Linked DNA regions of Homo sapiens: region 1 is linked to region 2. The links are chromatin loops, found by intact Hi-C in ENCODE. Cell type or tissue: heart left ventricle. All regions are shown on one strand. Each heading gives the region's core, and the rest is flanking DNA. Links, peaks and the distances in the headings are about the cores only.

Region 1 (2,500 bases), core at 1-2,500, 340 kb before region 2:
TTTTTATAAGAAGTATTATTTGACCACTTCAGGTATACATTCAATACTGGGTAAAAATTTCAGACCTATCTCAGGAACACAGAAATATTTGGTGTCCTGATAAGCACTTTCTAGACTATTGATGTGGCCAGGAATTTGGAAAGACGACACACGCACGCGCGCGCGCGCACACACACACACACACACACACACACACACAGTTTTTTCCTTCCCTGTGATGAAAAAGGCTGTGAAAACCTTAAAGTATTTGCTTGCTTCTTGTTTTGTTTAGTTGATAATGAAATGTGTACAACCTCAAATTTGCTGCCAGAATACTAAAAATAGAAAAATACCCACAAAACTGTCATGTCTTTAGTTCTTTCCCCCCGAAAACTCAGTAAAAAGGTGTTCCCAGGATGAAAAGATCATTTTTTGCTGCATGCTAAATCTTGCAGGAAAAATGATTTTTTAGTACGATTCTGTAGAAATGAATCTTTGATATAATGTAAATGCTGCTGTTTGTTTCAAGTGGTGAATGTGTTGTTAAAAATTGGCTGTTTGCTTTCATTTTGGCCAATAAGTAATCAAGTTTGTAGAAAATGTTAGCATTCTGACTACTTAGCATCTGTAGTAATTTCTCTATGTATAGGGATAATTTTTTAGTGGGCAGAGATCCTGTTCTAGTTGCCTGTTAAGCAAAATCTGCCCTCCCAATTGAAAAAGCCAAAGAGAATTGTTAGAGGGAAAAGCATGTAGCCATTGCAGTCTGCATTGCAGCCAGCGTTGTCCAGAGTACACGCTCAGCACTTAGCTTCTACTGTGTGTTGTGGTCTGGTGAGTGTTGTTTCCCCTGAGCGCTCTATTATTTATTTATTTATTATCAATCAGTGACCCTGACCACATAGTGTGATAGGTGCAGCATTCTTCCCTGTGGGAAAGAATTAAAGATGGTTCCATTTCCTAGGCTACAGACAGGAATGGGGCTCTAAATGGTTTTCATAGACTGGCTGTTAAAGGCCAAAAATTTTGGTAAATCAATGCTATATTATGCTCTTGAACTATTAAAACAGCCATAATTATTGTCCCAAGATAGAATATAGTCCTTTTTCAAAGATGATTATACGTGGCTAGGTGACAGACATTAATGACTGACTCTGGAGAGTAAGTCATACCTGCACTCTGTGGACTTGATGGTTCTTTTTCTAGAGCAAACAGAGCGTGGCATTTTGTTTTGACTTGTTCTTCCTTGGGGTCAAATTTATATATATATATATAAATTTTTGTTTGGGCGACCAAGATCTAATAATTAAAACCCAGGTGGACCATGGATTCAGACCTGCCTTTTTATGTTTTTGACTCTTAGGTTCATCGTGTCCCAGACTTCTTCACATATTCGTGAAGGTAAGATATTCTGTGTGCGCTTGGCCTCCTTTTCACGCATATTTCATTGCCTCTTTGATGAGTGGTTACGAAGACGTTAAACTACCTTTTTGTTCCCTGGGGTAATAGGTCAGTAACTATGAGCGCCGTCTCTCTCCATGTGAGCTTGTGTTAATAGACACTTTTATGGTAGAGTTGGGATGGGGCCACCACCTTAAAATGAGTGAGCAGACAAGGCCAGGCAAGCCAAAGGCTTTAAGACACCATGATTTTCTTGTTTTGTTTTAATTGGGAAGGGAAGTATAAGGAAGAGCTCAGAGGGAGTTTCATACCTGGAATTGTTGGACTTAATTGACACTTGCAAATACTTTTAGTATAAAGGTTTAATTCTATTTAAAAAGAAGATCCATTAAATCAAGCTCTTAACTCATGGGACTATTTGCAACACTTCTTTGTAAATATCATTTTGTTTGTTAGGTTATTGGCAAAACAGTTTCAAGGTTCACTTCCCTCCCTTGAACCAGGTCCAGGTCATTTTGCTTTGGGGTAGATTAAAGTCAGAACTCTAAAAGTTGAGCAACTTTGTTTTTTTTTGAATTGATTTAGCACTAACCCACCATTGCATCTTAAGGATGGCATGACGTGATAATGATGGACTTGTGTGAGGTTTTGATTTTTCAATTAAACTTTTTGTTATCACAGGTAATTAATTGTCAGCGGTCTTGAGTCTGGTTATGGAACCCTGTAGTAACAAGAGCTGGAAATTGGCTAATTGACAATGCAATTGCCTTAAACATCTCAAGTAGAGAACATTTACATTAGTGAGATGTACTTGAATTTCAGAACTTAACAAATTTTAATTACTTTTTATTGAAAACTGCACTGAACGCTAAATGTCCACCTTTACAATAAACAAATACAGTAACGGTAACTCACACTAAAACAAAACATACTTCTGATAGCCATTATTTTTCTGTTTGGGACAATTTTAAAGTTTTTCTTTTGTCACAAAAACAGGAATGTACCTATACAAAGGCTCAAAATAGGCCATCTTTTTAAACAAAAAGGCAATGATTCACAAAAGACTATGAATAGAACATGTAACTAGTTGATACAAATCTAATAGGATTTGTTAAAATCA
Region 2 (8,717 bases), core at 3,646-6,145:
GAACTCTTGTCATTTTCTCTACTTCAGCAAACATTTACTGAGCATTTACTTTGGGCTCAGCACTGTCCTAGGTGCTCTGGGATTTATACAGGGTCAGGGGAGACACAAAATGAGTAGGATGTGGATCCTGCACCTCCAAGGAACTGACCACTGACAGACGCAGCCTGCTGTGGACAGCTGAAATAGCAGAGGTGGGAGCCAAGCACCGTGGGAGATCTGGGTGGCAGAAAGAGCTGGAGGTTATTGTACTGGAACTGGGGGGACTGGAGGAATCTGTGGAGGGAGGACACTTGTGCTGAGTGTAGAGATGAAGGGAGTTTTGACCAGCAACCATGACAGGGCAAGGCTGGGCACCATGGATCACACCTGTAATCCCAATACTTTGGGAGGCGGAGGCAGGAGGATGTTTGAGCCCAGGAGTTTGAGACCAGCCTGGGCAACACAGTGAGACCCTGTCTCTACAAAAAACAACAACAAAAAACCCCCACAAAACACTATGAGAGGGCAGAACGGAGAGGACAACAGCTCAGGCACAATTGCTCTGCTCACTTCGACCTTTCAGTTTTGTGTTCTCCCCCTTTCATCCTCTTCCCCCAATCTTTTGGAAGAATCAAGTGAAAAGGGTGTCTATGTAGATCTCTCCACCGCCATTGGAGACTTGATCCATTGCTCCTGATCTGTAGATATTCTCTAAAGCCTGACTCATTCAAAGTAAATTTGGGGAAAGCTCACCTGAGTTGATGATATGTTTTGGCTGTGTCCCCACCCAAATCTCACCTTGCATTGTAATAATCTCTGCGTGTCAAGGGCAGGTTCAGGTGGAGAAAATTGAATCATGAGGGCGGTTTCCCCCATACTGTTGTCATGGTAGTAAATAAGTCTCATGAGTTCTGATGGTTCTAAAAATGAGAGATCCCCTGCACAAGCCCTCTTGCCTGCCGCCATGTAAGATGTCTCTTTGCTCTTCCTTCATCTTCTGCCATGATAGTGAGGCCTCCCCAGCCATGTGAAACTGTAAGTCCATTAAATCTCTTCCCCCATAAATCCCTTTATAAATAACCAGTCTCTGGTATGTCTTTAGTAGCTGCGTAAGAACAGACTAACACAGTTGGTGAAATGCCTGTGTTGAGAACCATGTTCGAAGTTCCTTGCACAACCAGGTTTCCCCATTCTCAGGAAGGGAGGATCGGCAGACGTTCAGGCTGGACCTATTTTAACTTAATTCTCTATAATTGGTAGATGGGTTGTCTGCAGAAAAGGATGACTAGGGGTTTTCAAATGGAATGATCTTCTCTGTAGGTTAAACATTTACCTTCTGCTTTGCAAACACAGTTAATTTGCTGGTTGAACTCCCTTCCCTCATGCAGAGTGTGGAGGTAAATTCCTCTCTGAATTTCTAGTGAGTGCAGTCCAAGTGCTGGAGGGTGAGGGTGAGAAGTTGGGTTAGAATCTGGTGGAGGGGACAATTGATCCCAGCCAGCAAAGGCGATGGGAAACAGGCAGAACCTGTAGCCCAGCTCATCTCTGTGGTCGCCTGCATGGCACCAGGAAAACAGGTGAGTAAAGCCCTTTCAAACCTTTAGAGCCCAATGGGGATATCAAGGTCCCCCAGGAAAGAATCCCCATATTCTGGGGCACATGGTTTCAGGCTCACTGAAAATCCCATGGACAATAAATGTCAATATGAATATATAAATTACGCTTTTTAATTTTTAGATTTACATGACTGTTCTTTTATACTTAAATGTCTAACTGAATTTCGCCATGAAGAATTCATTGAAGGCTCAGTGGACTCACTAGCCCTCCTCATTTGTGGAACTGGGAGAAGGTTCCATGGCATTCTCATCCTTCCAGCCTCTCTTCCCTTGGTCAGGGATTGCAAACTCACTGCCTTCGGGGCCCAGGCAGGTGTCCCAAATAAATGAGCTCAGTGGAGGGTGGGCCTGTGGCCAACTGAGGCCCTCAGCTCCCAGACAAGGGAAACGTGACTTGCAGATCCTTGCCCGTGGGAAACAGGCCCAGTGTACTGGTGGCCAGATCTTGTGATTTTAGTAACACAAGATGGATTTTTCCTTGAAATCAGCAGAAAAACACTGACAGATGAAACAAAACGTGCCTGTGGTCGCTGCTGGGCTGCCAGGTTGGGGGAGGGAGCTGGGGTCTGGATTCGAGTCCTCTCAAGCCTCTGGCTGTGGGATGTTGGCCAAGTCACGTCCTTTCCTGGGCTTATTCTCCTTATCTGGAGAGTCATGACTCTGGAAGATTCCATCTCTAAGATGTTGTTTCATTTCAGGACTCTGAACCCCAGTATGCAGTGTGACATATACTCTACTAGGAGGTCAAAAATTGATGTTGAATTAATGAAAGAAGGAATTATTCATCTGGACTTCTTTGCAAAATTAACATGGGAAGAAAGTCTCAGATAAGCCCTTCCTTTTTCTGAGCAAATTCTTTACTGTTTTCTAAATTTTCCTTTGGTGCTCTTTGCTCCCTAGACTTTGGCTTCTTTATTTCCATTAAACCCCAGATTTTGGAAAAGCAGACTCTCAGACTCCACAGCGGAGCTCCGGAATGCTGCCCCAGGTTGGGCTGGATGCAACTTTCTTTGCCAAAGCTTCTGTGGTGGTCCTGATGCACTCCCATGGTCAAAGGTCACCCACCTGAAGACCTGCACCCTTCCACATCCGCTGAGCATGAATCTCCATGAGAGCAGGACTCCACTGAAGCAGAAATCCAGAGCCAAGAAGGACACAGAGTTTCTGGGGATGGCATTAGCCCAGGGCCCTGTTCATTGTTTTGTGGATGTAGAAACCAAAGCCAGAAGGACAGGTGACTTGCTCAGGGGCATCCAGTCCAGGAGATCACATGGCACCTGTACCTTCTTACAGAATCCCCAACCTGTGCAAAGGAAGTCAGCCCTGATGGGGTAGGATTCTAAAGATGTTATAGATTAAGCTGGGTTTTCCCTGGCATCCATGGAATTGCAGAATTTTTAAACTGAAGGGACCTCAGGAAGAAGGACAACTGGGAAAAAGGAGTCACCTATCCTGTACCACCTACCCCCCTGAGCACTTTATTTCACTTAACTTCAGATTAAATGAAGCATTATTATTTCATGTTTCCAATGAGAGAATGAAGGTTCAGGTGATGAAGGTAAATTCCCCAAGATCATATAACATGGAAGTTGGAGAGCTAGGACTCAAACTCACAATCTTCTGGCTTCAAGTCACCATTCCCTGAGAGGAATCTAGAGACAGTCTATCTACCAGGTTCATTTTCTTTACTTGCTAGGTGAACAAATGTGGCCTGCAGAGCTCAATGGCTTCACCAAGGTCAAGAGTGAGTGAATGCCATGGCTGGGGCTGCTCTGGTCCATGTGTTTTCCATGCCAGAGGGTGGCCTCCTAGAGTTCTTTGGTGATGCCTCTAGCTCTGGATGACACCAGGCTGGTGGAGGCAGATCCAATGGACCAGGGATGGAGACCTTCATGCCACTGCTCCCTCTTCATGGCATCCAGAGCTCCAGGAGTCCCTTTGGATCAGACCAAGCCACAGCCACCTTCCAGAAGGAGCCACTGGGGTGGCCATCAAAGGCTTGGGACACACAAGCTTGGGGCAGTGGTCCAGGGGTAAAGGCCTCCAGTCTTAGGGCCTTCCCCTCCTCATGGCCCCTGGGCCTCTCTTCTTACCTTGGGGTGCTGGCTTTTCCTTTGCTGGTTAGACCTGTGGCCCAGGGACTTCACTCAGGGCCACCCCAAGGGAGGAATGATGAGGGTGACCCAGTTCCTCATTGCCGGCCTCTCCACCCTCCACCGTCTGCCTTGCTCTGTAACATTTCTGTGAGCTTCCAGCACACACCAGCAGCCAGCCCATCTTCTGATTAGTTTCAGCCTGGTAAGTCCTTCCTGCCGCTGAACCACCTGTCTCCCGAGAGGACCTACAGCCAACGCCTCCCACACCAGATGGCCACCCCCTCCTGCCCCTCCATAGTGTTCCAGCCAAGGCCAGGCCAGGCATGGACAGAAGAGGACCTGAGCGACTGCAGCCAAGGTCAAAGTGGCCATCTGGACACAGGTATCAGCAGTGTGGAGGGGCTGCCCCAGAAATGGCTTTAGCGGGGGAGATGTTTCTCAGGCATTCAGCTCTTGGTTTTCTATTGGTCTCCCTTCAAAATTGCTTGGGCAGGTGGGCAGAGCACCTGATGGATGCCTTCAGCAGCACCTACTCGGTCAGGGTGGGTCTTCCCTCAGTAACCACTGCAGGCAAACAATCCCATTTCTTTTTCAGTGAGAAGCTTGAGCACCAGGGACCCCTGCCTCTGCTTATTCAAGGCCTATGAGGCATGATGCTCAAGTCCGCAGTCAGCAAACTTCCTGTTCACCCCACAGCTCCTCTTCCCCAGATGCTACCCACCCCCATCTTGAGTTCTGAATATTTTCCAGTGCCATCATACCTAAAGACTTCCTTTTAGCTATTCGATTTGCCCTCCCATGGTGAGTCAGTCAAATTAAAATGTGGGGCTACGTTATTGTACCGAAATATTTACAAAATAGAAAACTGAAGAGGAAACCATGCTTTGTTTTCTGAACAGTTGGAAACCTAAACAGACTTCTTTTCAATTCTCTTATTTTTCCACGTGTACATAAGAAGGCCATTGAGATGGCCTGGCAAGAAGGTTTAGACCAGACCCTCTCCCTTCAGATCCTATTGGTAGGTTATATATTCTGAATTTTTTTTCTTAAAAAAACAAAAAGCCAGAAAACCTCACTGCATTCTGTGTTTCTAAGCCAGCACAACCCATTTCTTATTCTAAGCAAGTGAAGAAACATTTGTCTTCAAGGCCAAGATGTCAGTGTTAAAAAACTGTTTTAGAAAAGAAAATGCAAACCCATAACTCCAAGCCTGGGCAAGGACAGCTACATGCATTAGCTAATGCATAATTGCAGATATTTATTCCCTGCTTTTGCGTTATGCTTTTATTCCCCCCAACAGGAGCTCCAAGTGAAATATTAATAATATTACTACTGTAATATTATTACACATTATTACCCCCACAATGGTAGCTTCAGAAGGGCATCTTTGTTTTCATTCCAATGTGACCTACATTGGATTCATTTTTTCAAAATGGCACCAGAAATGTCTTATCCATTTCCTCAGTAACTGGTGAAATGGAACAAATAAGACCGATCATTTTCTTCTATGAGAGATACGTTTGAGTAAAGCAATCTTGTGCCTATGGGGGATGGTGGGGGTAATTGGCGTAAGTGAATTAAAAGTTGGACTTGCAGTTCTATTGGACTTCAGACAAACATCTATGCTGATTGAACACTGATTTGCTGGCATTCCTCAAATCACAGTTCTGCCATCTCAGCATCCCAACTCTTGCAATCTTTTCCATGTGCTTCTTTATGGATGGGCAAATCACCTGACCGTAGCTGCCTGGAACCAAGCTGGCATTGCAGTTTTGCCATTCTTATTCAGTGTCATCTGATGCCTGCCGTCACTTGCCAGCCTCATTTACACATTGCCAATTCTAGGGGGGAAAATCAAATCTAATTTGAGCACCATTTTATCTGCTTATTTTACCCACAGATGTGAGTCCATTTTTCTGCAGATTATATAAGTATTTAAGTTTTCATTCCAACTGTTTGTCAGCACTTACTACAACAGACAACCAACTAGACAACCCCCACACTGCCAGAAATACCTTTGCGTGAACCTTATTATCAAAAATAGAATGCAATCAAGACCGGTGGAGGTTACAGTAAAGTCACCAAAAATGACTCAAATGTCCCTCTAGGCTAGCTCCTATGTTCTGAAAATATGTGGTGGGTGGAACGAGTCTTTTATGTTCCCAGATTTGGCTCCTCCAAGTGAAATATTAATATTATTACTACTGTTGCATTTGGCAATATGAAGAAGCTTCCAGTAATAAGCTGAACAGACAAAGACATCTGTATTCATGGCAGGTTTTCAGAACCACAATTTATGTGGTAATGTAGATGTGAGTCCCCGGGCACAAAAGTTGATCAGGGAGTTACTGAAACCCTTGAGGATAACTCACTGACTCAAAGGAAGAATCACTGGGGAAAGTGAATAAAGTGAATGTCAGCAAAACGTTGTCCTGTGAATCAGGACTCAGTTACTCTTTCTGGCTGGATGATCTCAGATGCAAATGACTTACTGTGGGTATCCACGAGGTCAATGGATAGAAATATGACATTTCGTAGGTGCAAAGAATATGTCTCTGAGTACATGCAGTTTTAGTCTGATGAATGCCTATGGTTTTCTGGTGGGCTTTGTGAAGTGGGTTGCCTTGTGGTATTGGAGCTTACACTCCCCAAGGGTTTCAATAACTTCCTGATCACTGGAAGCTTCTTCATGTTGTCAAATGCAATAGTAGTAGTATTATTAATATTTCATTTGGAGGAGCCAAAATTAGGAACATAGAAGGCTCATTCCACCCACCACACACTTTTAAAACCTATGAGCTAGCTCAGAGGGACATTTGGGTAATTTTTGGTGACTTTACTGTAACCTCCGCTGGTCTTGATTGCATTCTATTTTTGATAATGAGGTCCATGCAAAGGTATTTCTGGCACTGTGGGGGTTGTCTAGTTGGTTGTCTGTTGCAGTAAGTGCTGACAGACAGAAAGATGGGAAAGTGATGATTGTAGTGGCCTTTCTTGGAGGGAGACCAAGAGGAAGACTGATTAAAGACTGGCAGAGAGAGGAGCAGTGTGGGAGCAGCCCCTGCCCAATGGGCTTTGGTGGCCTAGAGCCATAAGAAGGTCCTCCCACCTCACCCTGCCACAATAGTAACCTTTAGGAAATTTAAGCTGCCCTGAACCCCATGCCCCCAGCTTGTCACATCCAAAAGGTAAGTACATAAGCTGAAGTTTGTGGTTCAGGTTTAAAACAGAGGCAGAAACCGTGGGGGTGGGTGGGGGAGAAGGTGAGGGTTGAGTTTAAAACCTGAAGGGCTCTAGAAGGAGAGGGTTCTGGTGTGCAGAGGGCATGCAGGGGAAGAGGACTGCCACCTCTCCACTCTGCATAACCCCAGGAAGCCTGGAAAATGGAGGCTCTTTGGGTAGAACCATCCTGGGTTCTCTTCATCCTCTTTACCACGTAAGTCACCAAGACGAATGAGGCAAGAAACCTCTGTGCTCCTCAGATGAAGCTTCTATCTGCTGATGGCATTGTTATTCTCATCTATGGATGAGGTGTCTGGGTGAGGGAATTTCTTCTGGATAAGAAGACATCCTTCTTTTAGGGTCATTTGGGGTTTGTGCAGAGGTAATCCACTAAACAGAATTCTGGGCTCAGGAATGGTTTCCCTCCCATGAAATGCTTAAATCTTGAGGTTTGCTAGCTCCTGATGGCTGGCTCCTTCCAACTCCCTGGCTCCCAGGCCTGCTACTGGAGCTCTGGAGGACTGCACTGTCTCTCTACAGCAAGAGTTGGCAATCTTCTTCTGGAAAGGGCCAGATAGCAAATATTTTCAGCTTTGCGGGCCAATGTCAGTAGCACCTACTCAAATCTGCTGTTATTGTGTGAAAGTGGCCACAGACAATACATGAACGAGTGGACAGAGGGCAGTAGTTTGCTGACTTCTGGTCCAGGTGATGTTGGTTGGTCAACTGGGTCAGGCAATAAATCCTCCATTTATTTAACAGATGTTTACTATTCATCTGCTCATTACCAGACACATTTCTAGGTGTTTGGGATACATCAGAGAACAACACAGATGAAGGTCCCTACAGCTCTGCACTCTTGTAGCTTACATTTTAGTTGGGGGGATGGACAGGCCTATGTGATGATAACCTGCTATGCGTCTATTCTCCATCCTTCTCCACCCTGCTTCAGAGATGCTCATGCCCCTTGTGGCCCATATGGATAGCATCTTCCCATTGGGTCCATCCTCCAACATCATGCCCCCAACGTTTTCCCACTGGGTCCAGCCAATGAGAGGCACAGACAGGGGCATTTTTATTTCTCTTTCTTATCAAATACTCAGTCCATTATACCAATTTAAATGTATATCAGTATGTTAATACTATAGCTACATACATACTGTGTTACTAAGCAGCATAGTTGTTCTCAAAAGACTCTATTGGAGGCCTGAGGAGCTGAATGCTTGAGCATGGAGTTGGACTGACTTGGGTGTTAAAGTTACTTCACTTCTTGGAGCTTCCATTTTCTCACCTGTGAAATGAAAATAATAGTAAAACTGCCAACCTCATAGGGTTGCCATTAGGATTAAGTGTAATAACACAGGGAATGTACAGGACACAGTACTTGTCCTGTAGCCTGGCTCATAGAAGAGCCTCAATGAATGGTAGTGACAATCAGTATGTAACGCATGGTATGGTGTAGGTCATGTTGGTGGGTTACATTCATTATTGTGCCTACTCTTAACACATCCTTTTGTATTATGAGTACAGTAGGCCCAAGGGCAGCTGTAAGAAAAGAGATTCAGTTGGCTTTGGTGCAAATGTGTCTTGTATTGATCCCTAAAGGGGCCATTAGAAAAATCTGACTCCCCTTCCTGGGAAAAATCCCAAGCAGATTCCCACAGCCCACCAATCCTGAGACAACTCCTCTCATCTTGACTCCTCTTTTTAATTGCTGCGTGGGTGCCAGACCAAGGACCATTTTTGTGGTGGATAGTGTCATCTGCTGTATGTGGAAGGAGAAATGGCACAAGTGAGAATAGAT

Evidence for each region. Peaks named below come from ENCODE experiments on the same cell type or tissue, not always from the same donor. Only the 100,000 strongest peaks of a DNase experiment are listed, where the experiment ranks them.
Region 1: a loop joins it to region 2, with 6 times the contacts of the local background. A loop is called at or near these places in 15 of 110 quality-filtered maps.

Annotation. Positions count from the first base shown.
Region 1 is chr10:124,986,125-124,988,624 of GRCh38, forward strand. ZRANB1 (zinc finger RANBP2-type containing 1) reads left to right here. Exons shown (of 9, transcript NM_017580.3): 9 at 1-2,065. CTBP2 (C-terminal binding protein 2) reads right to left here. Exons shown (of 11, transcript NM_001329.4): 11 at 1-2,500. Among named protein-coding and RNA genes, the nearest start is that of ZRANB1, 45 kb to the left of the region's middle. In heart left ventricle, for the core only: no CTCF peak of the experiment used is centred there; no DNase peak of the experiment used is centred there.
Region 2 is chr10:125,327,305-125,336,021 of GRCh38, forward strand. No RefSeq gene overlaps it. Among named protein-coding and RNA genes, the nearest start is that of CTBP2, 170 kb to the left of the region's middle. In heart left ventricle, for the core only: no CTCF peak of the experiment used is centred there; no DNase peak of the experiment used is centred there; H3K27ac peaks cover 906 bases.